Linked DNA regions of Homo sapiens: region 1 is linked to region 2. Evidence: chromatin loops called from intact Hi-C (ENCODE). Cell type or tissue: CD4-positive, alpha-beta T cell. All regions are shown on one strand. Each heading gives the region's core, and the rest is flanking DNA. Links, peaks and the distances in the headings are about the cores only.

Evidence for each region. Peaks named below come from ENCODE experiments on the same cell type or tissue, not always from the same donor. Only the 100,000 strongest peaks of a DNase experiment are listed, where the experiment ranks them.
Region 1: a loop joins it to region 2, with 2.6 times the contacts of the local background. A loop is called at or near these places in 14 of 110 quality-filtered maps.

What each region holds. Positions count from the first base shown.
Region 1 is chrX:135,529,313-135,545,191 of GRCh38, reverse strand. All of the region lies in intron 2 of INTS6L (integrator complex subunit 6 like), which reads right to left. Among named protein-coding and RNA genes, the nearest start is that of INTS6L-AS1, 17 kb to the right of the region's middle. RefSeq lists an enhancer at 420-499. In CD4-positive, alpha-beta T cell, for the core only: no CTCF peak of the experiment used is centred there; no DNase peak of the experiment used is centred there; H3K27ac peaks cover 992 bases.
Region 2 is chrX:135,478,101-135,493,979 of GRCh38, reverse strand. No RefSeq gene overlaps it. Among named protein-coding and RNA genes, the nearest start is that of INTS6L, 35 kb to the left of the region's middle. RefSeq lists an enhancer at 4,374-4,423. In CD4-positive, alpha-beta T cell, for the core only: CTCF peaks have their summits at 8,949 and 9,151; a DNase peak (open chromatin) is centred at 9,149.

The DNA.
Region 1 (15,879 bases), core at 5,343-13,342, 51 kb before region 2:
GCTGAAGGACTGTGGCTCAAGAGGTCCAGTTTTCTGTTCAGGCTCAACCAAACCTGCCAACACACCTGTTACCCTAGCTTCACATTGATGGTGAGCATGGAGTAAGGGGCAGAGGAAGGAGTAGTTATTTTTTAAATGCATTGTCCTTGGTAAAGACAATTAGCTATATTGACTGTCTGAGCTACATTAATTCTTCTAACCAAGATTCTTCCACCGAAGCAATATTTTCACTTTTAAGCAAGAGTAAAGAGGGAGTAATAGGAATAGAGCCACACTTATTTGGATATAACCCTTCTGGTATCTTCAAGCATTCAGAAAGCCCAAGATCTAGAATAAAGGGAGAAAGAAAAAGAAACAAAAAGTTTTGGCAAAGAAGCAGCATCCCCTAGCCACGCCCAGCAGCTATGAACAGCAGCAAACAACCAAAGATCCAAGGTCAACAGCCAACATGCTGTGATTGATTGGTTTGTAGAATAGAAGGAAGGAAAGGATCGTGCTGACTGGTCTGAGATGGGTATAAAAACAAAGCAGCAAAAAGTGCTGAGAAGAGAAGCTAAAAGAAGAAGGTGGCAGCTAACAGGAAGTCACAGAGGAATGGGCCAGCAAGAAAGAGAGAAGACAGCACAGCGTGGCAACAGAGTGGAACAGCCACTTGAGTCTCGGTGAGCCTGAGAGCAGCAGTGTGATATGCTAAATGCTGAAGTTATGCCAACCAGGCCAGTACAGCTAGAGGTGGAAAACAAGAGCAAATGATACCGAGATAAACCAAACCATTTGAATTTCACATTTAGCTGAAGGCATATAGTCCATTATCCATGCAACTACATCAAACACTCTTTTCTGGTTTCATGGTCTTCCAGAGCAATTTGGATTAGTAGAATGACTGGGAAGTAAGAAAGGGGGCAGGTTATTGGCTATGAACCCTGTTATGAAATACCTGTGTGACCTTGAGCAAACCAGTTGGCTTCTTAGGACCTAAGCTGAAAAGGAGGATGATCTGATAAGCAGGGACACTGTATAAGGCTGAGAATGATACCACCTTGCAGTCATTCACATCATAATCTGTGAGAGTGGCGCCCCCTAGGGTTAAACAGAACACAACCTGCATAACCCTTCAAGGTGAAGGTGATCTTGGTTAAGATTCACTCCAGGTCCAATAGCTGGCAATTCTTGTGAAATTAAAGATGTGCTTAGTTTGTTGTCTTTTATTTTAATGTTCCTAACATATCCTATAGGTCGAAGCATTTAAAGGTTAAAACTTTCCAGGTGCTCCTTTGGCCAAATTGTATATATGACTTTTAGTACTGGAAATATAGGGAATGAGAATAACTCTTTATGGCCCAAGGAAAATCTTATTGGACTAGATAAACTGAACTTTAGTGAAAAGGAAGCATTATGATTTAAAGTATCTTTTCAAATACCTGGAACTATCAGTAGTTGATTATAAATCACACTGAATTAGGAAATTAGATTTCTTCTTTGGGGTAGAAGAGAAAGGTGTACATTTGGGTGGAGAGGATCAATTTTTTCATGTATTTATTCAACAGATTTTTTACTGACAAACTATGCTATACTTGGCAGAATGCTACGTGCTGGGGATATAGAGAGGAATTAGCTCTTGAGGGGTTCCTGCCACAAAGGAATAAGAGATGCACTTATGGAGACTGAAAGAACAAGTGACCAGAGAGTGAGGGAAGGCTTCTCACTGAAAGTGGGACATTTGAGAAATACTGATGGGATGGAGTGAAGATCATGAGACTCACTGATGTGAGGGGTGGAGGGGACTGTGCAAGGGAAGAGAACAGATAAAAGGATAGGACTTACTTGAGAACCACCAGTAATCTGATTATCATTGCTCTGGGCACATGGCAGGAGGCAAGGCTGATTAAGATAATTTGGGCTCTGACTATAAAGTGCTTTGTACACCATGCTCAGCAGTTTGGATTTTATCTGCTGGCCCTGGGAAGAACTCAAGGTTTTAAATCCGGGGAGTGGTATGATCAGATCTTTATTTTACTAAGATCTCTGCTGGTAGTTGGAGAATAAATTGTGGGGTGGAGGGGAGGCTGAAGCTTGAGGCAGGGAAACTGGTTTGGAGACTGCTGAAAGAGCTTACGAGAAAAGTGATGAAAGGCTGAGTTAGGGCAGTGGGGATGGAGAGGAGGTTGCAGATTAAGGAAGTATTTCAGAGGAGGAGTCCTAAGGATTTAGTAGCTAATTAGAGGGACAGGTGAGAAAGAAAAGGTCATGCATTATGTTGAAGTTTCTGGCTTTGGCAAACTTGTAAATGGTGGGCGGGGGTCCTTTACCCTGAAGCCATTATATAAAATTGATTCTTGTTTTTGGAGTCACTTCGTTTAGCAATCTTATTTCCACACTGGTAACAAAGGTTATATATTAAATTTGAACACCTGAAGGGCCATGTGGTAGTTCAAGGTATAATTTTTAAAAATTAGTGGACTATTTGGTTTGGTAAAGGGCTAGGATAAGATTTGGGTACCACTTTATGACTCATCTTTATTTAAAATAATGTGTCCTTATCGTTAGTGGTGCTATTCACCAATCTGTCAGAATACAGAATATGAAATGAAAGCATTTTACAAATATTAATAGTTTCCTTCCTTCCTTCCTTCCTTCCCCTCCCTCCCTTCTCTCCTTCTCTCTCTCTCTTTTTCTTTTTCTTTCCTTTTTTTTGAGATGGAGTCTCACTCTGTAGCCCAAGCTGGGGTGCAGTGGCACGATCTCGGCTCACTGCAACCTCCACCTCCCAGGTTCAAGCGATTCTTGTGCCTCAGCCTCCTGAGTAGCTGGGACTACAAGCGTGTGCCACCATGCCTGGCTAATTTTTTATATTTTAGTATATTCAGGGTTTCACCATGTTGCCCAGGGCAGTCTTGAACTCCTGAGCTCAGGTGATCTGCCTGCCTTGGCCTCCTAAAGTGCTGTGATTACAGGTGTGAGCCACTGCGCCCGGCCCAAATATTAATAGTTTCTGTATCTAAATCTCTGACATTGTTTGTAGGTTAATTCCTATTCTTTGCAATGAATTGGATGATATGGGAAATTTTAATGCCACTCCTACCTCAGTACTACAAAGTATGTAGGCTACATTTACTACCAAGAGCAATGAACTCTTTGGTAGGGGTCCAGCTCCCTATATCAAGAGAAGAACCAAATGTCCCTATGTCCATTGCTCAACATGCTGAAGGAAAAAAGGCCCACAGATTTATTGAAGTATTTAGAGAATCTTATTAATGTGATAAATTTCTACCAAAAAGATAATTATAAAGAGATAGTGAGTATACATTTACACTCTCCATTCATTGCTTAGAGTTAATTTTTTTCACAAATGAATTCAGGACAGCTAATTTGCCTCCTTAATATGGGTTTTTCTTTTAAATTACTTTACTCCAAAGATATTGTATTCTTATGTTAGTAAAAACCTTCACTCCTGATAATAACTTCCATACATTCTTACAGAACTTTACTGCTTACAAAGCACTTTCACACTTCACATTGGCTTAGGACAACCCTATAAAATAGGCATGGCATTAACATCCCTATTTTAACAAACAAGGAAGAAGTGAAACATAGTTATGTCTTGTTTATGTGGTGGCAAGTCACATTCTACAGCTGCACTATCTGATACAGTGGCTTTTATCTACATGTGGTTATTTAACACTTGATGTGTGGCTAGTTTGGATCGAGATGTGATGTAAGTATAGAATGCATTTGGCATTTTGAGGATGCAGAACAAAAAATGCCAAAATCTCATTATTTTTGTATTGATTACATGTTGAAATGATAATGTCTTGGATATTTTTGGTTACATAAAATATTTTAGTAAAATTAATTTTACCTGTTTTTACTTTTTAATGTGGCTAGTAGAAATTTTTAAATTATGTGTATGACTGACATTATATTTCTATTGGACACTGACGTTCCTAAAAGACCTGAAGGTCAGGTATGAGAGCCTGGCCTTAAAGCAGCAGACAGTAGACACACTACAGAATCCAAGGCAGGGGTAAACAGGAAAATCAGTCTGATAGTGACATACAGGACAGCCTGCAGGAAAGTGAAGCTGTAGTCAGAAGAAGCTAGGAGGTTTGAGGCCAGGCGCGATGGCTCACACCTGTAATCCCAACACTTTGGGAGGCCAAGGCCGGCACATTGCTTGAGCTCAGGAGTTCGAGACCAGCCTAGGCAACATGGCAAGACCCTGTCTCTACCAAAAATACACACACACAAAAATAGCCGGGTATGGTGATGTGCACCTGTGGTCCCAGCTACTCAGAAGGCTGAGGCGGGAAGATCACTTGAGCCCAGGAGGTGGAGGCCGCAGTGTGCCATGATCATGCCACTGCACTCCATCATGCCACTGCACTCCAGCCTGGGTGACAGAACCAGGCCCTGTCTCAAAAAAAAGGGGGTGGGAGGAGGAGGGGGAGGAAGAGGAGGAGGAGGAGGAGGAGGAGCAGCTAGGAGGCTTGAATAGTAAGCCACACCTGGGGAATCAAGACCTGAATTAGGATGGAAATGCAGATGAAAGAGTTAAATGAGAAACATGTGAAACAAATAGGACAGACTTGGTGATAGAGCATGAGGCCAAAGGATAGACAGTAAAAGATGATTACAAGAGGCCTAAAGAATGGAGGTTTAGGACAAAGGAGTAACTTAGGATGGGTAGAATCCTAAGCTAAGGGTTTATTATCTTCACAGGTCAAATTTTAAGTCTCTCCAAGGTAAAATAATCATGATGATGACTAATGATAGCTAATATTTATCAGTGCTTATATGTTAGGAACTCACTTATACTAAGCATAGCATGTAATATACATCCTTCTTACATGAACCTCACAACCACCCTCTGGGTAGGTGCTGTTACTATCTTCACTTTATACATGAGGATACTGAGGCTTGGGAAAGCGAGGTAACTTGTCCAGGCCAGACAACTAGGAAATGGCACAGCCAAGATTTGAATCCAGATAGCCTAACTTCAGAGCCCACCAATTTAAACCACTCTTCCACACATTATGTATATTGGCATTCCTCATTTTATGGTGCTTTGCTTTATTGCACCACACAGATATTGCATTTTTTACAAATTGAATGTTTGTGGCAGCCCTGTATTATCAGTGCCATTTTTCCAACAGCATGTGCTCACTTTGTGTTTCTCTGTTACATTTTGGTAATTTTTGCAATATTTCTAACTTTTTCATTATTATTATATCTTTTATGGTGATCTATGATCAGTGAGCTTTGATGTTACTATTGTAATTATTTTGGGGCACCATGAACCATACCCACATAAGAGGGCAGTGAACTTAATCGATAAATGTTGTATGTGTCCTAACTGCTCCATCGACCAGCTGTTCCCTATCTCTCTCCCTCTCCTCAGGCCTCCCTATTCCTTGAGACACAACAATATTGAAATCAGGCCAATTAGTGACCCTACAATGGACTCTTAAGCGTTCAAGTGAAAGGAACAGTTGCACTTCTCTCGCTTTAAATCAAAAGCTAGAAATGATTAAACTTAGTGAGGAAGGCATGTCGAAAGCTGAGATAGCTAGGCCTCTTGCACCAGTTAGCCACGTTGTGAATACAAAGGAAGCTCTTGAAGAAAATTTAAAATGCTACTTCAGGAAACACAGGAGTAAGAAGAAAAACAGCCACATTGCCGAGATGGAGAAAGACTTAGTGGTCTGGATAGAAGATCAAATCAGCTACAACATTCCCTTAAACCAAAGCCTAATCCAGAGCAAGGCCCTAACTCTTCCTAGAGTTGATGGAATGAATCTTCAACTCTATGAAGGCTGAGAGAGGTGAGGAAGCTGCAGAAGAAAACTTTGAAGCTAGAAGAAGCAGCCACTTCCATGTCATAAAAGTGCAAGGTGAAGCAGCAGGTGCTGATATAGAAGCTGTAGCAAGTTATCCAGAAGATCTAGCTAAGATCACTGATGAGATTGGCTACACTAAACAACAGATTTTCAATGTAGATGAAGCGGACTTCTATAGGAAGAAGATGCAATCTAGGACTTTCATAATTTGAAAGGAGAAGTCAATGCCTGACTTCAAAGCCTCAAAGGACAGGCTGACTTTTTGTTAGAGGCTAATGCAGCTGGCGACTTTAAGCTGAAGCCAACATTCATTTGCCATCCTGAAAATCCAAGGGCCCTTAAGAATTATGCTACATCTACTCTGCCTGTGCTTTAGCAATGGAACAACAAAACCTGGATGACAGCACATCTGTTTACAGCATGGTTTACCGAATATTTTAAGCCCTCTTTTGAGACCTAATGCTCAGGAAAAAAGATTCATTTCAAAATACTATTGATCATCGACAATGCACCTGGCCACCCAAGAGCCCTGATGTAGATGTACAAGGAGATCAATGTTGTTGTCATGCCTGCTAACACAACATCCATTCTGCAGCCCGTGGGTGAAGGAGTCATTTTGACTTTCAAGTTTTATTATTTAAAAAATACATTTTGTAAGGCTATTAAGAAGTACATTTTGTAGGGCTATAGCTGCCATAGATAGTGATTCCTGTGATGCGTCTGGGAAAAGTTGAAAACCTTCTGGGAATGATTCAACATTCTAGACGACATTAAGAACATTCGTGATTCATGGGAGGAGGTCAAAATACCAACATTAGCAGGAGTTTGGAAGAAGGTGATTCCAACCTTCATGGATGACTTTAAGGGGTTCAAAACTCCAGTGGAGGAAGTAACTGCATAAGTGGTAGAAAGAGCATGAGAACTAGATTTAGAAGTGAAGCTAAGGATGTGACTGAATTGCTTCAATCTCATAATAAAACTTTAATGAATGAGTTGTTTCTTATGAATAACCAAATAAAGTGGTTTCCTGAGATGGAATCTACTCATGGTGAAGATGTTGTGAACATTGTTGAAATGACAACAAAGGATTTACAATATTATATAAACTGAGTTTATACATCAGTGGCAGAGTTTGAGGATGGACTCCAATAAAAGAAAATAGAAAGAAGTTCTACTGTGGGTAAAATGTTATCAAAAAGCACTGCATGCTTCAGAGAAAACTTTCCTGAAAGGAAGCGTTCACCGATGCGGTAAAGTTCATAGTTGTCTTATTTTAAGAAATTGCCACAGCCACCCCCATCCTTCAGCAACAACTGCCCTGATCACTCAGCAGCCATCAACATCAAGGCAAGACTGTCCACCAGCAAAAAGATTATGACTGGCTGAAAGCTCAGTTGATCATTAACATTTTTTTAGCAACAAAGTATTTTAAATTAAGGTGTATACATTGTTTTTTAGACATAATGCTATTGCACACTTAATAGACTACAGTATAGTGTAAACATAATTTTTCCATGAATTGGGAAAGCAAAAAATTCTTGTGACTCACTTCATTGTGGTGGTCTGGGAATTGAACCTGCACTATCTTCATGGTAAGCCTATATTCACTTCACAAATATGTCTTGTTAGATTAGTTTATAAGTTTAATAAATTTTTCAAATTTCATTTTAATTTAAGCCTACTTTCCCTGACATCTAAGTACAGAACAATTAGGTGTGGGGAACAGTGAATTAAGAATTAGAAGGGCCTAGTCTATTCCTAGCTGTCACTAACTCGCTTGGCAAGTGGTCTAGAGTAAGTCACTTAATCCCACTGTGGCTGTTTCCTCACCCAAGGAATGAAAGGGCTGAAAAACCAACTCTAAGGTCCCTTGCAGTTTTTATATCCTATAATTCTATACGTTCCTTTAATATAAATCAGACTTATGTATCTTATAATTCTACACCCTGTAACAATCCTTCATGTAAATCTGACTTACAGAAAGAGAACACCTCCTGTCTCAATAAATGTTAATTCAATATGTTAATTCAGATCGGGTTTAAGTTTCCATAGTCAACTAAAAATGTCTTTTCATACCAACAGAAAAACATGGGCCTTTCTATCAGTGACCTGGGTTCTTGTCCCAGCTTGATCTGACTAGCCACTAGCTATTTATTCTCCACTTACATCACCACAGGAAGGAGAGAATTTGCACTTTTCTCCTCAGAAGGGCAAAGCCTAAAAGCAATATTTTCTATTACCCTCTGCACCCACATTTCCACCTTCTCATCTGACTGGTTGGTTTGCAAACAGGAAACTGGCATGCTCTCTGCAGGCCTGTTGCTGAAGCTCTTTTGAATATTCTGGTATGTTCTCTGACATGTGGTGCTAAAGGGGTAGGTTCCACCCCTACAACAGACCCATAGGGTAGGTCTGTCAATATGTGAACTACTTGGAAGCTTTTCAGAACACACATGTAGGCTACATCCTTTCCTCCAGCTTTGATCAGGAATAAAGCTGTAATTTGGAACTCTGGCTGGCTTCTGTGTCTTACTTCTCAATAGATTTCAAGTGGAGGAGGGAAATGAAGGAGTGTTATTTAGTGGCTCCCCTAAACTTTAGTATCCCTCAGTATCCTAATACTGAACTTCATCCCATTTTAGCCAGGCCATTTCTCCGATTCATTAATTTTCATTGATTTTTATTTTTTTTAAATAGAGAAGCCTTTTCCTCCATTGAAATCTTGCCAGGAACTAAGAACAAGTAAAAGAGATAAAAGCAGATCAACTGTCCTCGAAGGGGATGTGGGAGTGGTGTTAGAGGCCTTTCTGAAAAACTCCTGTTCTATCTCTAAAGGTCACTTGTAATCCTTTTCCAAAATGTTAGCGACCTTACTAATATTTGGAAAATGGTATAATGTTATAACACAGTATAATGTACAAGTTTAATAAACATGCTGTTAATTTCCCCAGCCAAGGTAACCGATAAAGATATTTAGGGCAGCTGTACCTAACTTTCCACAAGAAAAGTAACCCTTACAAACTGTATGTGAATTGACTATTTATAAATAAAAAAAAATAGTTGAATGATTAATATTCTCTAGGGTGGTAGCTATTTAAAGGGACTGGCAATGAATCTTTCCAAACAGTAAAAAGAATCCTTGTACGTTATGAATTTTCACAAGCCAGGCTCCTTCACACAGCAGTGACAAAACTTCTTGCTGGGAGGCTCCATTTGTGGTGTCCCCCTGACTTGGTGCTGAGCCACTGCACTGACCTGTTTTAGGCACATACATCCTGCAGCCTATCTGGACATTCCCCTGAGGAGCAGTGCAGTCCAGTCCAAATCTTCCTAGCTTGTTAGCAAGCTCTTCACAATGAATGAAGGAAAACCTTGTTGACATCCAGAAAGCCAATGCATGTTGCTTTCCTCTCCTTGACAAGACTTTTTATCTTTTATTAAAGGAAATTAAATCAGCCTGGTAATATCTGCCATTTGTAAGCCCATGTTAGAGGTCTATCCTGGACATTGGGCTCTTCTAGGTGGTTATACAAACTAAATGATTAACAGATTTGAGTATTTTCCCAGATGTCACAAGTTAAAGCCAGAGTCTAAATTTAGCAGGGCCATCATTTCTCTTGTTGAAAGATAAACTATTTTCCTTTTTCCATCTGCTCTCCATAAGTTTGGGGAAAACTTGCTCTGAAACAACCCAGAAAATTTGCATAAATCAATTCCAACAGTATTTTTCAACCAACTCACTTTCTTCTTCAACTTAGCATTCTGTCATCTCTGTCATCACAAACTGTTCCTGCATTGGTAAACTCACCAGTGAGATGGAATGACATGAAAAATAAGAAGCCCTGCTTTTCCAATCATCTCTGTCTCCCGAGGAGACAAATGACTTTTCTCTTGGTCTTTGCCCTGAATATTTGGGCAAGTTAAAACTTCTCAACTTCAGGAATTTTCTTCTCACAATTAAAATGGACTCCAATTCTGATAACAAAGACAAGGTTTACTTGCTCTCTTAGGTAACAGAACACTGTGACAGCTGAATCACCTTAAACTGTTGAAATATCTTTGTAAAATGATTTTTACAGCTAGCACACCTATAAAGGAGGTTGTTACAATTATAAAGTACACACTAAGAATACATTATATCATTATAAGAATGGAACTGTCTTCCTTCTTGTACCTCCCCTAAAAACTTCCTTCTTGCTTATATTTTCTGACCCTGACACAACTTTTTCCCTGATACTCCAACAATTTGGCCAGATTTCACTTTTTTTGTGCTTTTCTCACTTTACTCAAGGTACTAATATACTTCAACGCTCAAAGGAGGTATTTTAGTGTTCTGTGTTTTAAATGTATAGTGTAGCTTTAAAATTACTTTTTAAAGGATAGCCAGGCTGGGTGCAGTGGCTCACACCTGTAATCCCAACACTTTGGGAGGCTGAGGAGAGAGGATCACTGGAGCCCACGAGTTCAAGATCAGCCTGGGCAACACAGCGAGACTCCTCTCTCTACAAAAAATTAACATACAAATTAGCCAACCATAGTGGCATGTGTTTGTAGCCCCAAGTGGTAATCGCTTGAACCCAGGAGTTCAAGGCTACAGTGAGCTACGATAACGCCACTACACCCTAGCCTGGGTGTCAGAGCAAGACTCTATTTAAAAAAAAAAAAAAAAAAAGAAAAGAAAAACCAGTTCTCTTGGATTCAGTTTTATAAAAGTTACTTCCCCAAGGGCTTTTCTTAGTGTCTTGAACTTGCCGAAATGTGCAAAGCCCATTTTATTTGATTAAATCGGTTCTCTCCCTGAGAACTCTGAATGCTATCATTCTGTTTCGATCTACCAATTTTCCTCCACATGCTTCAGGAGATACTACCAACCAAGACTACATGTATGAAATCTAGTTTACTTGCGTCTTCTACTTTTTAACAAAGATATTAAGAAATTGACCTCCCCCGATATATTGCAGAAATGTATTTAACAGTCTGTGGCCTGCTGCACTGATCTTCAGCAGACAGTTAAAGACTCACATGATCACATATTTTAACGAAACTGGGCAAAGAAATGATTCACAGTTTGATTCCACTGACACATAGTTCACCATTTTGTTTTACTGACCTCTTTAAATTAATATCTAGTATGAAGTTTTTTAAGCATATAAACAATCATAAGGATCTAGAAAATTTTAAAAATATGTTTATGAAGTTTTCAATTATTACCCCAGGGAATTAGGATAAAATTGTGAAGCAGCACACTTCTCAAAGTTTACTGGAAAACATGATAATATCCAAAGAAATCTGACCTTCACCAGTGGACAGTAACACGTAGAAACCAATAATTTTAGAAGCTTTTCTCCTCCCTCCAAAAGTCAATTGCACTGCTACTGAAGCAGAAACATCTTAGAACTTACTAAACTTGGTCATACTTAAATGTGAAAAGTTTCCTTTCCCAGTCTCAGACTATTTCAACTGCAGCTATCAACTAATACCTATTATCAGGAAAAAAAACTGCTATTGTGCATATCACACATTCAGTTAGTTACATTTTGGCTCATTTATGGACAGATACACAAAATAATAAAAATTTTTGGCCTTGGAAAAAACATACATGGACAGGAGTGAGACTAAGCCACCTAAGCATTGCAGAAAGTGTTGAACATATGAGATAGCAGAATGGCCATTTATTACGTTCTGAAGATTACACAGCACCTCTTTCCCCAGGACTAATTCTTTTAGGAAAAATTCTTCCATGAGAACACATGGGCACATGGGGGGAACCACACACACTGGGTGGGGCCTGTGAATGGGGGTGGGGGAAGGGAGAGCATCAGGAAGAATAGCTAATGGATGCTGGGCTTAACACATAGGTAATGGGATGATCTATGCAGCAAACCACCATGGCACATGTTAACAAACCTGCACATTTTGCACATGTACACTAGAACTTAAAATAAAAGTTAATGAAAATAAATAATTTCAAAAAAATTGTTATGAGCTACTTTTTACGTGGTAAAAGTAACATGCATTCATTGTTAAAAATCCCAACAAAATACAAAGTTAGTCTGTCTGTTCACCAAACCCTCACTCTCACTCTTCCAAAGTATTGATAGGACTCTGTCATGAACGTTATTAAATTGTTTACAGCAAACAGAATTGACATCAATAAGATGGAGTGGCATTTACCAATGTAACCACTAAGTGTGTGATATAGCACATTAAACACATCCAGGACCTGTTTTCTAAAATTTAAAAGTTGTTTTTTTGTTTTTGTTTTTGTTTTTGTTTTTGAGACAGGATCTCACTTTGTGGCACAGGCTGGACTGCAGTGGTGTGAACATAGCTAACTTCAGTCTTGTAATCCTGGGCTCAAGTGATCTTCCCACCTCAGCCTCCTGAGAAGCTGGGACTGCAGGCATGTGCCACTATGCCAGGCTAATTTTTTTTTAATTATTTTTTGTAGAGACAAGGTCTTGCCGTGTTTCCTAGGCTGTCTCAAACTCCTGGGCTCAAGTGGTCCTCCCACCTCAGCCTCCCAAAGTGCTGGGATTACAGGTGTGAGCCACCATGTCCAGCCTAAAGTAATTTTTAAGTCACCCTGAATTCCAAGCCTCAATTATTCCACTTTCTGCCTTTCAGTTATACAACTCTCTCCTGTACTTTTTCGGAAGGAGTCCTGGAAATAATCTAGTCTAATCCCTTCATTTAACAGATGAGGAAACTGACACCATAAAAGGTTAAGTGACTTGCCTGGGGTCATGTGTGTAATTAGTAACAGACTCAGGTTAAGAACATGGATCTCTTGCCTTCCAGTCCAGCACTTTTGACAGAGCTACTGAAGTGACAATGATACAGTTTGCCATATTACATGACAGTAGATGGTATGATCTACTAGACTGGATGTACTATGTCCACTTTTTAAAATCTGATTTTATAAAAGTACCTAGCTATAGCCTAAATCTACTTCTAACACACAACTCAAAGGCATCACTATGAAAGGGAGTTTACAATGTTTACGCACCTACGTAAGCTATTAAGAAAAGTGGAGAGCTTTGCTCTGCATATCGCCAACATCCTCCTTCAAGAAATAAAACAGGAGGGGGTCTCCACTTTCCAATGCCATGGCTATATTAAAGGCTAGATATTCTCCCTGGAATCCTATTGTCCACTGTCTAGTTATGTGGGCTGTCTTTGGCAGAGACAAAAATTCAAAGAGGGACTGGCCCTTCTGATTAAACAGCAGTGCCTCCAGGCAACTTCAGGCCAATTTAAATGAAACCATTTTGGTCTAGAGTTCAGACTAATCAAACACGAAAGGTCATACTCCAGCTCCCACCCTCCTTCCTTCTGCAACTTCTCATCATTATAATAGTATTTTAAAGCATGTTCTGTCATGTCCTCACCCTCAAGTCACACCCTTAATGGAATGATTTCAGTTTACTTCCTCTCCTCCCCCAGGCCTTCAGCTCTCCTGGCTCTGTATCTCTTCTTCCTTTGGTTAACTGATGTTCTAAGGGCTGGCATCAGGAATGGGGAGATACACTCAGAGGGTAGAAGAGACAGTGCAGGGCTTCTGTGGGAAATGATGGGAAATAAGTTTTTACCGACACGTGGAACAGATACTAGAGAGCTCAGAATGGCAGGCTGGTGGGGAGGGTGATATGATAAAACCAACTTTTTTCGAAAGTTAGCAATTGATGTAAGTGGAGACAGGAATTTTGGAGGCACTTGGGAGTCCAGTTAGAAGGCTGGTACAGTGGTCAAAGCATAAAAACATGAGGACCTAGATTAAAGTGATGGCAACAGAAATTGAGTCAAAGGAACACATGTAAGAGAAATTTCAAAGGGATGGCAGATAAGCCAGAGAAGATGGAAGGCAAAAAGAAAAAACAAAGCTGAATAATGACAGAAGAGGTCTGACTGTGAGCTGACAGCAGGACAGACAGTCAGTGGAGATGTGTGGAGATGTCCTGCACTCAGCTGAGATGCCTGAGTGAGAAGCTGAAGATGGTGAAGCATCAGTGTGTGTCGGAATATTTGGAACCACGAATGAAGCAGGATACACTCCCCAAGGGAAAGACTTTGGAAGATAGAGAAAGAATTATCAGAGAGAGGAGTGGAGAAACAGAATATAGGAAGTGATAAGTTTCTGGAAGGAAGAAGTAGTTAGTTTCAAATGTAGTCAAGGACAAAGAGGATGAATATTAGTAACTTTGCCCAAGTAGCTCGACAGTAAATCTTAAGACCTTAATAAATCATATTTAGTTTTCTTAACAGTACTATTTTTCAGTTGCACAAACAAAAATGTTTCAAGACTTTTGTTCAATTGCATTCAAATCCTGTGTTTGGCTCCTGGTACTAAGTTCACTGAACTATTTGAGCTACAGGGCAGGATATAGATAATAAAAGAGCGACTGGCATTAATGAGTAGTATAACCAGGGGAAAATGGTTTAAGATATAGAATTCTACTTTTTCTATAAACATCTGGCACATCACCCAAAAGTCTTCATGCAATGTTTCTCTGGTTAAGACCCCACTGACTGACATCTCTACTTCTTCTATAAAATCCACTCTTCTACCCCAGGCCATCTAACTACACAGGAGGGGAAAAAACCAATGATCTGGCTATGACAGGTGTGTGGCTTGAGGAAAATGGGAGAAGTAGTTGAAATGAAGACCACACCAGCAGATAAGGCTCAGGCTGATACACAAAACTCTGCAAAGGCATGATGGTATTCCAGACGTTTTTAAAAACCATGTCTACCTCCTCCAGAGGCTGTGGATTAGAAAAAACAAATGGCTACTGTGGAGTACACTGAATATCTTTCTTTTCCTCATAAGAAAAGCATTTATCAGGAGATTGGTAAAGTGAAGACGGCATATCAGTTTTTAGTGGCTATTATTAATAAATAGCCAAGGACTACCCTGCTGCTTTTACAAACCTACCACTATTCCTATAGGGCCTCCTCAGCCTAGGCCACCAGTTCACATCCTCCAGTCCTCAACTATTTCATACTCCATCAACTGAGAGTCTCAACAACTCTATATCTGTCACCAGTAGGGGCATAACTGTGGGACATCAAAGGCAAAAGTGTTTTACAAACATATGCACCACAATACTCACCCAGCAACAGTCAGAGAAATATTAGAAATAATAACACTAGCAGTAATAATTTTCATTCATTGAGTGCTTGCTACAATGCCAAGCACTATTACATTAAAAGCAGCTATAAATAACAGCATGATAATTATGTTTAAAAAATGATGGCTCTAGGACATGCATCATAATGAGAAAATACCAGTGAGAAGTTATCAAAAGGAATTTTCTGTCACAATTGATAGGAGAAGTGAAGTGGTTAATCACTGAATAGACTAGAATAGAGACAGACCTAGGTTACTACTGGCTGTGTTACTTAACCTCTCTGGGCCCTGGTTCCCTTATCTATAAAAAGAGTATAATAATAGTACCTAGTAATCCAGTACACAGACTGACTAGGAAGAGAAACTAAATAAACATTTTACATTCATTAGCACATTGCCCTGTACCTAAGCATTACTCAATAAATGTCAGCTGCTATTATTTGAAGGCTATTTCGTGATTGTTCATTATTACAAGGAAGCAAATATAAGTCAAATCATATCTGAAATACAGGGATAGTTATACAAGCTAGATAACACCTTCGACTATAAGATGGGATTTAGGAGGATCCAAAATTAGGGCTATAAAGTGGTCCTACCTCTTATAGATGCTATTCATCAGCATATCTATAAATCCACCCAGCCTCAGAATTAGACATTGGTGCTTATTCCTTAAATGGGAGCCATTATAGTTACCAAAAAATAACAATTAATCACTCCTGTAACCTCCACTAGGAGGATTAAGTTTTGAGAAAGTTAACGACTGTCAGAAGTAAGAATCCTAGGAGCCCTCCAGTCATGTGGCCTCTCCCTCCTTTTAACGCCACTGATGACTTGCCATGATATAAGACAAGGGCTCCGCTGGGGAACATCAAGAAAGCTCTCAAAAACAGCAGTGATACAAATTCCCCTTTG
Region 2 (15,879 bases), core at 4,983-12,982:
TTTTATGTATTTATTTGTTATCCATATATATTCTTTGGTAAAGTGTCTGTTAAAATATTTTGCCATTTAAGAAATTGGATTGGGGGCTTCAAGATGGCTGACTAGAGGCACCTGGTAATCGCCTCCTCCACAAAGAAAAACCAAAACAGGAGTAGATAACCACGTGTTAAATAGAGCTTCTAAGAGAGAACACTGGAATTCCGCAGGGAAGGGACAGGGACCCTCTGAGAAAGAGAGGGAGGCAAAGCAGCTGGCTCAACCAAAATAGGCTCAGAACCAGGAGAAATTCCCTATCATGGGAAAAAGGTAAGCAAGATATCCTCAGGGGTACACATTACCACCATAAATTCCTGCAATCCTAGCCATGGGAGAGCCCCTTGGCATTCATGGGCCTTGAGCCTAGTATAGGGAACTGCATAGAGTGGCAGGTGGTGCAGGTCTGCCCACAGGAATCTCAATCGTGTATGCAAGTGCCAGCTGTGGTGAATGGGGCCAGGTGATCCCCAGGCCCCCAGATGACATGCAAAAGCACTGGTGGTGGCAGAGGTGGGGCATGCCTGTCCTCAGGCTCCAGGATGATGTAGGGGCAGGCCGGTCTGTAGTGTAAGTCTTCCAGCTTTGTTTTTCTTTTCAAAATTGTTTTGGTTACTTTGAGTCCTTTGCATTTCCATATAAATTTTAGAACAAGCTTGTTAATTTCTATAAAAATGCATGTTAAGATTTTGTCTAGAGTTGCCCTGAATATGCAGATCAATTTGGGGAAGATTGACATCTTAACAGTATTTATTCTTCCAAGTGATAAACACTCTTCCCCTCTTTAATTAAGTCTTTTAAAATTTATCTCAGCAATGTTTTGTAGTTTTTGGTGTACAGCTCTTGCGTTTTTTTGTCAAATTTATCCCTAAGTGTTTCATACTTTTGATGCTACTATAAATAATATTTTAAATTTTAATTCCTGATTGTTCATTCCTAGTATAGAAAAACATTGTATAATGATCTTATATCCTGCAACTAAGCTAAACTCACTTCTTAGTTTTAGTAACTTCTTTGTAGATTACACTGGATTTTCTCCATCATTTCTTCTGAAAATAAAGATAGTTTAATTTCTTCCTTTCTGATCTGGATGCTTTTTCTTTTCCTGCCTTAGTGCACTGGTTTGAATGTCCAGTACATTGTTGGATAGAAGTGGTGAGAGCACACGTCCTTGCTTTGTTCTTGATCTTAAGAGGAAAAACTCTAATTTTTCCTAATTAAATATGATGGTATATGTAGGTTTTTTTGTAAGTGCCCTTTATGTCCGGAAAGTTCCTTTTTATTCCTAGTTTGCTGAGAGGTTTGTTTTTAATTGGGAATAGATGTAGTATTTCCTTAAGTCTATTGAGAAAATGATATGTTTTTAGTTTTTTAATCCATTAATATGGTGAACTGAATTAATTTCCGAATGTTAAACCAACTTTGCCTCCCTGGCATAAATGACACTTGATATCAATGTATTCACTTTTTAAATATATCTTGTTGGATTTGATTTTCTGAGATTTTGTTAAGAATTTTTGCATCGAAGTTTATAAGGGATATTAGTTTGTAACCACAGACCTTTTCTTTTCTTGTAATTTCTTTTCATAGTTTTGGTGTCAGATAAATGTAGGCCTCAAAGAATGAGTTGAGAGGTATTCTATTGTCTCCAACTTTTTGGAAGAGTTTATATAGTTTTACTATTATTTACATTTAAGTGAGTAGTAGAATTCACCAGTGAAGTCATTTGGCTTGGTAGTTCTTAAAGTTTAGTTGCAATGTGGAATGTGAAGTCATATCAATGAATGTTTTACGTTTATCTTTCAACTCAAACAACTAGACAAGTGCTTTCCACTGAAACAACCACTATACTTTATTGCAAAGTGGAACTACGTTATGCATACTTCTCATTTCGTTACTATGCAATATAAAAGGATTTAATAAAAATAATAATTTTTGCTCTTTCTCCAAAGGCATTCTTAAATGAAACTGCTTTTTTTCCCTCTGAGTATGTGGTATCGAAGACTACAATAAAATGTGTTATTGAAGACTACAAAAACCACTACAAGTTAGTGGTTTAGTTCCACTGCCTTGATTCATTCTAAGGGGCTGGCAGTTTTACTCACCATTGCTTTTGCACTATCTGTGCAAACTTCAACATAGTGAAAAAAGTGAATAATATTTTGATATTATATTAGTTTTGACTTTGTGGACCCCCTGAGACTGTCTCAAGGGATTGTATGGGTCCATAGACCACACTTTGAGAAGCACTGCATTATAATTTGAGGATAAGTATTCAAATGTTTAGCTTGGATTTAATATCTCAATTACATTCCATGGTGCCTGCACTGATGGTTCCCCAGTGAATATATAAAAAATCAAAATAATGAGAAATTCAATAAGAAGAGTTTCTGTCTATTCAAAATAAGATCTTAAAGCAAGTAAATCACAAGTGAAGAAATATAGGCCTTTAAAATTATATTAAGCCAGTTGAATCTGTTTCTCCCAATTGACTTACACCATACTGCAATTATTTATCTTTGGTTAACAAAAATAAACTCTCAAGTTTCAAGAAACTAACCTCAATTACTTGTCACCTTACCTCTTCCACCTCCAGTTTCCTTATCTGTAAAACTGTGTGGGAGGTGGTGGTGATCATAATAGAATCTACCTCATAATGCCATAGGAACCAAATGAGATCCTGAATGTAAAGCACGTGAATGCTGAATTAATATTAGCTATTATGCTAACGTTCTCATTCCTTTTATGATTGCATCATATTCTGTAGTATGAATGGATCAAAATTTTCCCTGGTCGTTCCATATAGTGTGATAGCTCTGGGAACTTTGAAAGATAGGAGTCACGGGGTTGGAGTAATATAATTTTGGAGGTGTTGAATTTTGCACCAGTTTCATTTCATGTAATCACTCAGTAATTTAAAGTAGGTTAAAAGGTAGATTAATAGAGATTCCTATAGGATTTCCATTGTACGGGTGGACAAAATTCATTTGTAATTTATTCCTGGAGTACTTAAAATTGCTTAATTCTTTCAAGGAAGTACTTCTCACCATCACCCCTCACCACTATACTAATATACACACATAGACACAGATACACACACACATATATCTTGTTTATTAATTATTTGCCTAGAAATTTCATGATGACAAATTTAGGCCAGGTCTGACTAAATTATCACAAAATCTAAAATTTAATTGTTCAAAATCAGAAAAAAACAATTTTGGAGGTGTTGAAGGAGCTATGCACTTTCTAATAGATGCTGGTCCAGGCTTCAACCAAGGCAGGGTTTCTCAACCTTGGCTCTTTTGACATTTTGGACTGTATAATTCTTTGTTGTGTGTGTATCTGGGGTAAGGGGTGCTGTGCACTGTAGGATGTTTAATGGCATCCCTGGCCTCTATCCACTTGATGCTAGTGGCACCCTTCACCCCGTGTCATGACAACCAAAACATCTTTAGACATTGTCAAATATCACCCAGTGTGCAAAGTGCCTCCAGTTGAGAATCACTGAACCAGGTACTGAAGGAAGACCCTTCTGGCTGGACAGAACAGTACAGAAACAGAATCGTATAAGGAAGATGTTTTTTAGATAATTTTACTTAAATATCTCTGTTGGAAAAGACAGCAGCAATAATAACAGCTATAAGTTACTAAGTGCTATTAGGCACTTTGCAAACATCAATCCTTACAGCAACACTATAGATATGAATATTCCCATTTTACAGATGAGTAAAACAATACCCAGAAAAGTTAAGTTACATGCCCAAGAGAGGGACAGAGCTAGGATTAGTATCTGATCTAATTGACTTCTAAGCTCATGCTCTGAACCATCACAGTATTAATTTTGTTAGAAATGCAGCTTCCTCTGTGGGATGTTAATATTTAGCGTGCCTTGTATAATCCTGTCTGGTGACCCTATTTGGATAACTGAGTTGAGCATAATTTTAGATGAGAAATTGAATAGGGGGTGACTTCCTGACCCAGTACGTGGGATAGCCTTGGGATAAACTTAATTGAAGTATTACTTTGATGGGTTACAGAGACTTCTGAGGTAAGATCAAAGAGACATTTGTATAAGGCCTTGAGGGACCAAATTAGCCATCTCATTGGTTCTAGCAGCCATGACAATAATTAGTCAAGCAGCCTTTCGAAGGTGCTGGTAGGACTTTCCTTATACCTCTAATTGTCTCCCTCAAGGGGAAGTGAAATCACCTTTGACTGACCCCAGATCTGGCTGCTAAGCACTTTGGTTTAGTTGAAGAGAAAATGTTTGGGGAAATGTTAACCATGCACTCTAACCTCTAGGGCAGGGTTCTGCCAACTGCCTGTCACAACCCATTAAGGGTCATGAAATCAATTTAGTGGATCATGAGCAACATTTTTTAACCCAATTTACATGACTCCTTTTATTTCACACACTCATGGACTAGACCATTCTAAAGTAATATGGATTACTAAAGATAGCATTATTTTTATGACATTATTAATTATTATTTCTTGTGTTCTTCGTGTATTTACATGTGTTATAGTTTTTTCCATTTCCTTTTTTTTTTTTTTTTTTTTGAGACAGGGTCTTGCTCTGTTGTCTAGTCTAGAGTTCAGTGGCATGATCACAGCTCACTGCAGCCTCAACCTCCCAGGTTCAAGCAATCCTCCCACCTCAGCCTTCCAAGTAGCTGGGACCATAGGTGTGCTCCTGGTTAATTTTTGTATTTTTTGTAGAGACGGGATTTCACCATGTTGCCCAGGCTGGTCTGTAACTGCCGGGCTCAAGAGATCCACCTGCCTTGGCCTCCCAATGTGCTGGGATTACAGGCGTGAGCCATCACGCTTGGCTTTTTTCTTTTACTGATACATAATGTGTTACATATTTATAGGGTACATGTGACTGTTTGCCACAGGCATAGAACGTGTAATGATCAAGCCAGGGTATTTGGGGTATCCATCACCTTAAGTATTTATCATTTCTATGTGTTTGTATCCATGAGTAACACTTAAAAACAGAGAAGACCAGAGTAGAAAGTATTATGGATCTCATACCTTATAGGCAGGACCAGCTAAATAATTTTTGGGGCTCACCACAAAATAGAAATATGGGGCTCCTTGATTAAAAGGCAGAAAATACTGTTGCTAGAGGGACTCAAATATAAAGCTTTTTTCTTTTTTCTGCAGTCTCTGTCTTGACTTGCCAGCCATATTGGGGATTTTTTTTTTTTTTTTGAGACAGGGTCTCACTCTGTCGCCCAAGCTGGAATGCAGTGGGACAATCACGGCTCACTGCAGCCTTGAACTCCTGAGCTTCAGCGATCCTCCCACCTCAGCCTCCCGAGTAGCTGGGACTACAGGTGCACACCATGCCCAGCTAATTTTTTAATTTTTGTGCAGACATGTTTCACCATGTTTCCCAGGCAGGTCTTGAACTCCAGAACTCAAGGAATCTGCCCACCTCGGTCTCCCCAAGTGCTGGGATTACAAGCGAGACCCACTGCGCCTGACTGCCACAGTGTATTTTTATTTGCTATTTATTCCAACCCTAAGTAAAAAAAAAAAAAAATTAAATTATTAACATAAAATTTACTGTTAATCTTTATTAGGCAAGGCCAGTTCAAAGACACAAATATAAAAGCACTTAACTTACATGCAGAATCACCAAAACTACACAGTTTATATTTTGTAGCTTTTACCAGAACAGTGGAAACACTGCACAAAATGAATTGAAGTGTTTTTGTTTCACTTCCGATACATGCACATACTACACATACTAAAAATAGTCTCTGCCTTTGGTTTACTGGTGAGTAAGGCATGATGAAAGAGAAAGGGTTGATGTATCTTCTCCCTTTTTTTCTATGTCATCATCTTCAGCATAACTGGTTGGCTAATACAGGAAAGTAACACCATAGGATATAATAGGGTTCTTCATATTACTTTTTTTTTTTTTTTTTTTTTTTTTTTTGAGACGGAGTCTTGCTCTGTGGCCCAGGCTGGAGTGCAGTGGTGCGATCTCGGCTCACTGCAAGCTCCACCTCCTGGGTTCACACCATTCTCCTGCCTCAGCCTCCCGAGTAGCTGGGACTACAGGCGCCCGCCACCACGCCTGGCTAATGTTTTGTATTTTTAGTAGAGACAGGGTTTCACTGTGTTAGCCAGAATGGTCTCGATCTCCTGACCTCGTGATCCACCCACCTTGGCCTCCCAAAGTGTTGGGATTACAGGTGTGAACCACTGCGCCTGGCCGGTTTTCATATTTCTTAGAATCCCATTGCATTGAATTCTTTCTGTCTATGAAACAAGATCTTGTTCAAAAGGTAAGCATGACCTCTTTGGTCTGTCACTACCCTACTCCACCCCGCCTTAGTTGTAGAGGGAACACATCTTCTTCTCCCTTTGAGACTTGCTGAACTCCCAAGCACTGCCAGTTCACTGCAGTTGTGTTCTCTGGGGGCATCACAAACACTGTATGTAAATGAGGGAACAAGAAACACACATTTTCCGCATCTACTCTGCTCATGTGCGTGCTCCACTGTTGCATTTGACTTCATTTACAAAACACAAGTTCAAAAATAAAATTATTAAAGATTCCTAGACAGTGGTAGTAGAACACTAAACCAACTATGCGGCTCTTCTGAGCGTGTGGCCCTGTGCTACTATAACAGGCCACAAGCCTAGGAAGCCAGCCCTGAGGATTACGTATTTTTTGTGAAAGTTTTACTTCAGGTGTGTGTGTGGGAGTGTGTGGTATGTGTGTACTGGGGTCATCGTCAAAGTTTGGGAATCCCTGCTTTAGGAGAAGGCCAGGCTTCTCCCATGTCCTCCCCTACTAGGTGTTAGAGCTTTCTCCGGGAAGAGTCAGGTGATTTTAGTTAGAACAGGACTAGGGCTAACCTCTTCAGTGCAGTGCAAGTTCTCTCCATTCTGTGATCTCCCCTGCCCCTGCAACTCATGTGGTTGGTATGACAAGACAGGCCAGGGTGGTCTCCTCTTTATAAGCAGGCTGCCTTGACCTTACCCAAAAAGGAAACCAGGGTGGGCCAAGGAGAAAAAAAAAAAAACATCTGTCTTGTACCTGCTTAGGCTTTACTTCTCATCTAAGCTCATTTAAGCTCAAGGGGAAAAAAGGGTCCTTTCACCTCACACACAGCAGGCCAGTTTACCAAGGTAAGTAACTATTAGGTTGGTGCAAAAGTGATTTTGCTATTACTTTTAATGGCAAAAACCGTGATCACTTTTGCACCAACCTAATACTTTAAGCGATTCAGCAATAAGTAGGCTCTTTCCTGAGGCGTCTTTGTGATTATATCCTACCCTTGGGAATCTGTTGGAGTATGGGCAGCAAGATGGGCTTCAAGGATCCAGAGAAACTTAGCCATACCTGCCTTTTTCACTATTAACATAATAAGCCTTGATATCAGTTTTACTTTTTACATTGTAAACGTTCTATTAGTTCCACAGAGAATTCAAAAGTTAAAGAAAATTATACGGAAGAAAAGTAAAATTGCCTGTTATGTAAAATTCCATCATAAACACTGTGAACATATTTTGTATGTTTTTTTCCACTAATTTTTCTATGTGTATACATTACAATTAAACACAATGGATGATATTGTCTATAGAAGTTTAATCTCATTTATTTCACTTAGCATTACATTACGAGATTGTTTCTTTCTCCTAGACAGTGCTGCACATGCACAGAAAACTTTCTGTCTGTCTCTCCTGCATACTTAAGATGCATTGATATCATTGGTTAAGGTAAAGTTAAATCAGTTGTTTCTTGTAACTAGAAAACATTTTTATTTCCCTATTAGTTTCCCTCTCAGAGGAGATCCTTATTCCAAATTTACTCTTTGTTCCAGTAATTTGCACTCTCTGCCACAAGGTAATAAGAAAAGAGTGAAGATATTTTCTTGTAGCTAGAACCAGACTTCTACACCAAGTTCAACTCTTTATCAAAATAATATTTACCTTTGTTACATCTAAGTAACAAAACTTTGAATGTGATATCCATTATATTTGTTAATCAAATACAGAACCTCAATTACGTGCATCTTTTTTTTTTTTCTAAATAACGTGGCAGCCCTTTGTCCCTTCTTGCCTTTAAAACCCGACCTACACAGCAAGACTTTTTCTCTCCTGATGCTTACCTGAAGTTACCCTGGGTTCTAAAATGTGTGCCGTTTTGCTCCAGTGTCTGGCTTCCTGCTTCCTATCCTTGATAGGGAGCCTTCTCTCCTTTTCTATGTGTATATGTTACAATTAAACACAATGGATCATATTGTCTATAGAAGTTTAATCTGGTTTATTTCACTTAGCATTATATTACGAGAGCCGTCCACTCTCCAATAGTGTTTTAGGGACAGTATTTTATTGATGAAAATAGAACTGTGGTTTAAAAACATTAAATAGTTAAATTACCATAGTAATTATAAAAAGTAATTACTCCTTTTCCCCAGAATATAATTTTAAAAACACATTCATGCAGAATCAAAACAGAGGTTTCGAAACAGATACAGTAGAGATCCTTCTGGGAATCAAATCAGCAGATTCCCAGCCTTCCCACATTGCCTGATCCCATGGTTCTTGAACTGAACCTCCTCCCCTAATCCTCGTCTTTCTTCACTTCTAAGAATCACTACCTGTTTTCGTCGTGAGAGTTAACACTAGTCAGGGAGGGATGGTTAGGCCCTGGTGATCTTCCATTACATCCAAACAAGGAAAGATCATTTAGAGAGAATTTCTAAGGAAATACCTCTGTCCATGACCTTATCTTAAGTACATTCTACAAGAGATAAAAAATGACGATGGCAACAAGCCAAGAATCCATAGCTCTCATTATCTTGAGTTTGCAGGGTATGAAAATCACAGAATGTCAAACTCTGGAAATCATCCCATCCTTCATTTTGCAGATGCAGAAAAATATCCAGAAAGTAAAGGACTGATTTGAAAGTCACATATCTTGTCAGTGGCAGATCTGGGGCTAAAAGCTCAAATTACTAGATTCTGATTTCAGCACTTTCAGCTCTGCCAAACTATCTAAAACTGGGAATTGCATTACTTGTAGAATGATTTTAGGCTCTAATGAGCAGCAGCTTGCTGAATGGCAGAACAGCCAAAGGAGACTACTGCCACTTGCTGGTAGCATATGTAAATTGTTGAGACTGTTGCAAAAAGGAAATGCATTCATTCATTTATTCATTTAATTCCACAAATATTTACTATCAGCCTGGCATGTGCAAGCAATATGCTGGGTGCTATGGGGATGGCGGTGGAGTCCCACTCTCATGGGCCTGACATTTTAGTACGGAAGTCACAAAAAACAAACAAAAAATTACTTAGTAAAAAAGTGCAAGTGCCTTGAGAGCAGTATAGACACAACCATGTGGGAGTTCAGGGAAAGGACAGTTTCATGCTTTCTCACAGGGATCTGGGAAGAAGGGGGTATGGAGAAAAGATTGGTGAATTTGGCTTCAAAGGACAAATAGTTTAAGATTCGTTGAAATGGTGATAAGGCAGAGCACTCAATCCTAGATCTGGCTAAGCATTTAAAGCCTGAACTCTTAATTAAAAAAAAAAAAATAGGTGTATATCCATGGCACGCGTTTACCTATGTAACAAGCCGGTGCATCCTGCACATGTATCCTGGAACATAAAATAAAATAAAATAAAATAAAATAAAATAAAATAAAATAAAATAATAATTTAAAGATAAGGCCAGGCTCAGTGGCTCACGCCTATAATTCCAGCACTTTGGGAGGCCGAGGCAGGTGGATCACCTGAGGTCAGGAGTTCAAGACTAGCTTGGTCAACATGGCAAAACCCCTTCTGTACTAAAAGTAAAAAAATTAGCTGGGCATGGTGGCGGGTGCCTGTAATCCCCGCTACTTGGGAGGCTGAGGCAGGAGAATCACTTGAACCCGGGAGGTGGAGGTTGCAGTGCGCCCAGATTTTGCCATTGCATGCCAGCCTGGGCAACAAGAGTGAAACTCCGTCTCCAAAACAAACAAACAAACAAACAAACAAATCAAAAAAAAGATTAAAAAAAAGAAATAAAATCTTCTAATGAGAAAAAAGTTGTATATATTTATGGGGTACATGTGACATTTTGATACAGGCATACAGTGTGTACTAATCACATCAAAGTAATTGGGGCATCCATCACCTCAAGGATTTATCATTTCTTTGTGTTGGGAACATTCCAGTTCCACTCTTAGTTATTTAAAAATATACAATAAATTATTGTTGGCTGTAGTCACTCTGCTGTGCTACCAAATGCTAGATCTTATTCATTATATCTATGTTTTTGGACCCATTAACCATCCCCACTCTAAAACCTGAACTCTTAAACATTATGCTGTACAGGCCTTTTGATTGGGTTGAGATTTACAATTGGAAAATAGCATAGGGCCCTGAATGCCACACTAAATGATTTGGATTTATTCTGTAGGTAGCCAAGGATGGTTTTAAAGAGAGTCATCTCATCAGAACTGTACTCTTGTACCAAAAGCGCTAAGCATTTGGATTAGGGCTTGAGAGCAGATCAAAGACGACAGTACAGAGGAGTGGGTTCCATCAGAAGCTCTGATGGCTGGTAATTATTCTGCAGCTTTTTTCTTCACAGGGTCTTACTATGTTGCCCAGGCTGGTCTTGAACTCCTGGGCTCAAGCAATCCTCCTTCCTCGGCGTCCCAAAGTGCTGGGATTACAGGCATGAGCCACCGCACCTGGTCAATTATTCTGCAGCTTTAATTGCTCAGAGCCTTTTGCTAAGCTCCACTCTGCTACACTTGTCTGGTCACATTAAGAGCTGCCAAATCTATTTCCTGAGTTACAGAGTAGATCAGGACTTTCTCAGAAGTCAGCTTTTATTCAAACAGTTTTATTATATATAAAAATATTTATACATATATAAAAATAGATATATAAAGTATATATGTATTTTATATGTGTATATATGTACATATATAAAGTACATATATAAAAATATATTGTTTTCTTGGAGAAAAGTTTTACCTTTTTTCTAACTTAATATCATTTACTGATTCCAAAATTTTCTAACATTACAGAACTATTTTTTTAAACAAATGATTCATACTGTTTTTAGTTTGCTTTATTAAATGACTTATACAGCACAAATTGTCTTTGCGTATCAGTACATGTAGATCCACCTAATTTTTTAAAATGCACCTTTGTGTATTTTTCTCAGTTCCTCTAAGGATAGACATATGAGTTCTTTTCATTTTTTTTCTATTATAAGCAATGATGCAATAAATATATTTATACATAAATCTTTGCACATTTGTGGAGATGTTTCTACAGGAAAAATGTCTGGCACTATAAATGTTGCATCACTGGGTCTTATGAGTCGTCTTTTACCAGATACCACCAAATTGACAGATACTACCAAATTGCCCTTTGAAAATATCATACCAATTTATACTTTCAGCCAGAGTGTGCTGGCTTGTTCACACCCTCTTTAATACTATCAAACTTTTACACTTTTCATACTAGGATAGACAAAAAAAGGATATCTTATTTTTCCAATAATCAATATACATTAAGCATCCATATTTGGGGTGAATTAGGAAGCTAATGCTAATTGGCCTCTCTCATTCTTCCATATAACCTGCATATATTCTCAAAAGGTTTTTAGGGTCATTTTTCAGGGCCTGGCATGTTAGACACTCATTCTGGGAACACACACCAGATGTACGTTTGGTATATAACTTCATAGAGTTTGTATATAGGAAATATAGATAGAGCTGGATAATGGATGTGACTTAAGTTGCACGACAACCTAATTCAAGGAAATAGCTGAATCGCCCATCAAAGGATACAAATGAAGAAAATCTTCATCTGATAAGAAAGACCTACAGAGCATAGTAGATCTGTCCTGGATCTGTCACTTGGCTGTTTGTCTTGTTTCATTCGCAACATATACAAACCACATTTTCCAAATGGTGACATCATCGATAATACAGTGGCTCAAAGTAATGTAATCGTTTCGCCAGATGACAGTATTGTTGGCTCAATACACTAAACAGGTGATGGCATAGTTTCCAGTCAGGGAAAACAACTGTAACAAAAGCATCTAAGCCCAAATATTTGAGTAGTTGCCTCTGTCAACACAATAGCTAACAGACTGACTTAGCACAAATAATCATGAATTGACTTAGTCTGTTTGGGCTGCTATAATAAAATATTAGGTTGGTGCAAATGTAATTGTGGTTTTTGCATTGTTGGAAATTGCGGTTTAATATTGGAATACATTCTTAAATAATATGGTTATGTTAGACATCATTTTAATGGGCCCTCGGTTTATTTTTATTATTTATTTATTTATTTTTGCTAATGTCTTATTACTTGCTGTTTATTTTAGGCTATAGAAATGATGTTACACAAAAAGCAAATTTGAGCGATTTTCTCATTCGAGTTCAAAATGGGTTGTAAAGCAACAGAGGCAACTCACAACACCAAAAATACATTTGGCCCAGGAACTGTTAACGAACGTGCAGTGTGGTGGTGGTCCAAGGAGACGAGAGACTTGAAGATGAGGAACTTAGTGGCTGGCCATCAGAAGTTGGCAACAACCAATTGAGAGCAATCATAGAAGCTGATCGCTTACAACTACACGAAAAGTTGCTGAAGAACTCAACGTCGACCATTCTACAGTCGTTTGGCATTTGAGGCAAATTGGAAAAGTGAAAAAGCTCTGTAAGTGGTTGCCTCATGAGCTGACCGAAAATTTTTAAATCGTCGTTTTGAAGTATTGTCTTATTTTACATAACAACAACAATGAACCATTCCTCAATTGGATTGTGACATGCAAAGAAAAGTGGATTTTATACAACAGCCAGCAACCACCAGCTCAGTGGTTGGATGGAGAAGAAGCTCCACAGCACTTCACAAAGCCAAATTTGCATCATAAAAAGGTCACGGTCACTGTTTGGTGGTCTGCTGCCTGTCTAATCCACTACAGCTTTCTGAATCCCAGCGAAACCATTACATCTGAGAAGTGTGCTCAGCAAATTGATGAGATGCACCAAAAACTGCAATGATGGCAGCCAGCACTGGTAAACAGAAAGGGCCCAGTTCTTCTCCATGACAATGCCCGACCACAGGTTGCACAACCAATGCTTCAAAAGTTGAACAGATTGGGCTACAAAGTTTTGTCTCATCCGCCATATTCACCTGACCTCTTGCCAACTGACTACCACTTCTTTAAGCATCTCGACAACTTTTTGCAGGGAAAATGCTTCCACAACCAGCAGGAGGCAGAAAATACTTTCCAAGAGTTCATCGAATCCCAAAGCATGGATTTTTATGCTACAGGAATAGACAAACTTATTTCTCTTTGGCAAAAATGTGTTGATTGTGAAACAGCTCCATTGTCTAGGGTATATACCCTAGCTCTTGGTCTCAGTAGAGAAGGAATTCAGGACACAGACACACAAGAGGAGTGGGTTTTGGAGCAGAAAGTTTAACAGAAAAAGAAGAAAAGAGAGAGAAAGCTTCCTCATGTTGAGAAAGCCCAAAAGAGGGTCTCCAAGAGGAAAAAAAAAAGGACTGCTGATGCGAATGCGCTGAGTTTTATAGTCCAGTTTGAGGAGGCAGTGTCTGATTTACATAGCTCTCACAGATTGGTTCAATCAGTTATGACGTCTACATAGTGCGTGGGAGAAGGGTCGCCCCACCCTAATCTTATTATGCAAATGGGTATTCCAGTTGATCGGTGCCATCTTGTCTGCTTCTTACTGTACACCAGTGGCTGACAGAAGGGGAGATGGAGCTGCCGTCTTGAACATGATTGGCACAACTGCTGGTATCTGTGTCTGCAGCTTAATTTTACAGGCTGCTCTTCATTAGAAAGGAAAATAATTTGGGGCTGCTTTTCATTAAAAAGAAAAGCCTTATTGGGGACTCCCATACCCTTACTATCTACCTAAGTAATTTCTTCTTAAATCCTATATCAATTGTAATGGTTCCTATTTTGATTAATAAAGATGTGTTTGAGCCTAGTTATAATGATTCAAAATTCATGGTCCAAAACCGCAATTACTTTTGCACCAGCCTAAAGTATTTTGCACCAACCAAAGTATTTTGTGTAATTTATAAAGAGTAGAAATTTATTGCTCACAGTCCTGGAGGCTGGGAGGTCCAAGATCAAGGCACCAGCAAATTTGCTTTCTGGTAAGAGCCTGTTCCTCATAGATAGTGCCTTCTATACGTCTTCACACATGGTGCAAGCAGCACAGCAGCTCTCTGGGGCCTCATTTATAAGGCCAGTAATGCCAGTCAGGAGGGCAGATCCTTCATGACCTAATCAACCCCAAGGACCTTTTAATATAATCACCTTGGTGATTAGATTTCAATATATGAATTTGGGGAGTGACACAAACGTTTAGTCCATAGCATAAATAAATCTATTTAAGTGAAATTTAGCATTCACTTAGCTAATGTTAGTCTAGTTGGTTCTCCTCCTTCTGAGCACACTGAGGGATTCCACTTCCCCCATTCTCTTTTGCTATTGAGACAGACCATGTGACTTATTCTGGCCAATGAATTGTGAGATAAAGTGATACATTTTATGATTACGTTATTTAATTGTCTGAGTGAGACCCTCCACTCTTTCTTCCCATGCCTGAAGTGATTATGGAAGCATGTATAGAGATTTCGGGTGCCACAAAATCAAAGCAACTGGCACCACTGAGTCACCACATGAAGGAAAGCTGCCTCAGAGTGTCACCTGGACTTGCAATGGATTTTATGAGAGCAAGAAATTAAATTTTGTTGTAGTCAGACAGTGAGATTTTTAGTGTTGCTACCACAGCATAACTAATACAGCATTCCTTGGCCAAAATGAATCTGTTAAATGGCCTAGCTGATGAAGAGACAGAATGGTGAACTAACAATCAACTGCTGGGTGCTTTCCATGTGCCCAGGAGAGTGTTAGGTGCAGGCACAATACATAGATGTCTACAACACAATCAAACTCTCACTGTCTCTATTTTCTTTGATTCTCTCCTTTCCAATAGGTAGAACTAAATGTTTCCTTTTAAGTGCTCCCATAACACTTTTCCCTCTCCTCTCCCCATCAACACTTCAGCATGGTGACTACAGTTAATAATAATAAGTTGTAATCTGGGTGTGGTGACACATGCCTGTAGTCCCAGCTACTTGGGAAGCTGAGATGGAAGGATCCCTTGAGCCCAGGAATTCAAGTCCAGCTTGAGCAACATAGTAAGACTTCGTTTCTACAACAAAAAATGTATTGTATACTTAAAATGTGCTAAGAGAATAAATCTTAAATGTTCTCACCACATATAAAAGAAGGGGTAAATATGTGAGGTGAAGAGTATGTTAATGAGCTTGATTGTGGTAATCATTTCACAATGTATACATATATCAAATAATCCCACTGTACATCTTAAATATATACAATTTTTATACAATTTTTATTTTGCAAAGAAGAAACATGGTCAAGGTTGCCAATTCCATAGTAGTAAAGACTTCAGTTTGTTTAAATACTACAGAGAAATATTAAAGAGTGGAAGGAGAGGTTGAGGATAGAGGGAAAGAGGGGAGAATGAAAGAAAGGGCTTAGGAAGGGATTCATTCAGTCGTTCAACATATGCTTAAGGAAGGACCACCATATTCCTTACACCATATAGGTTCTGAAAATGCAGTGATAATTAAAACCCAGAGTACAGATGGGGAGACTGGGTTTAGGAGTGACTTCCCTTCCTCTGTGCCAGGAAGAGAGGAGGCAAGGATCACGGCTGGGGTGGGTGGGTTTTTAATGGCATGAAGGCAGAAAGGTGAGGGACTTCCTGACTGAAAATGGCCATTTTCCCT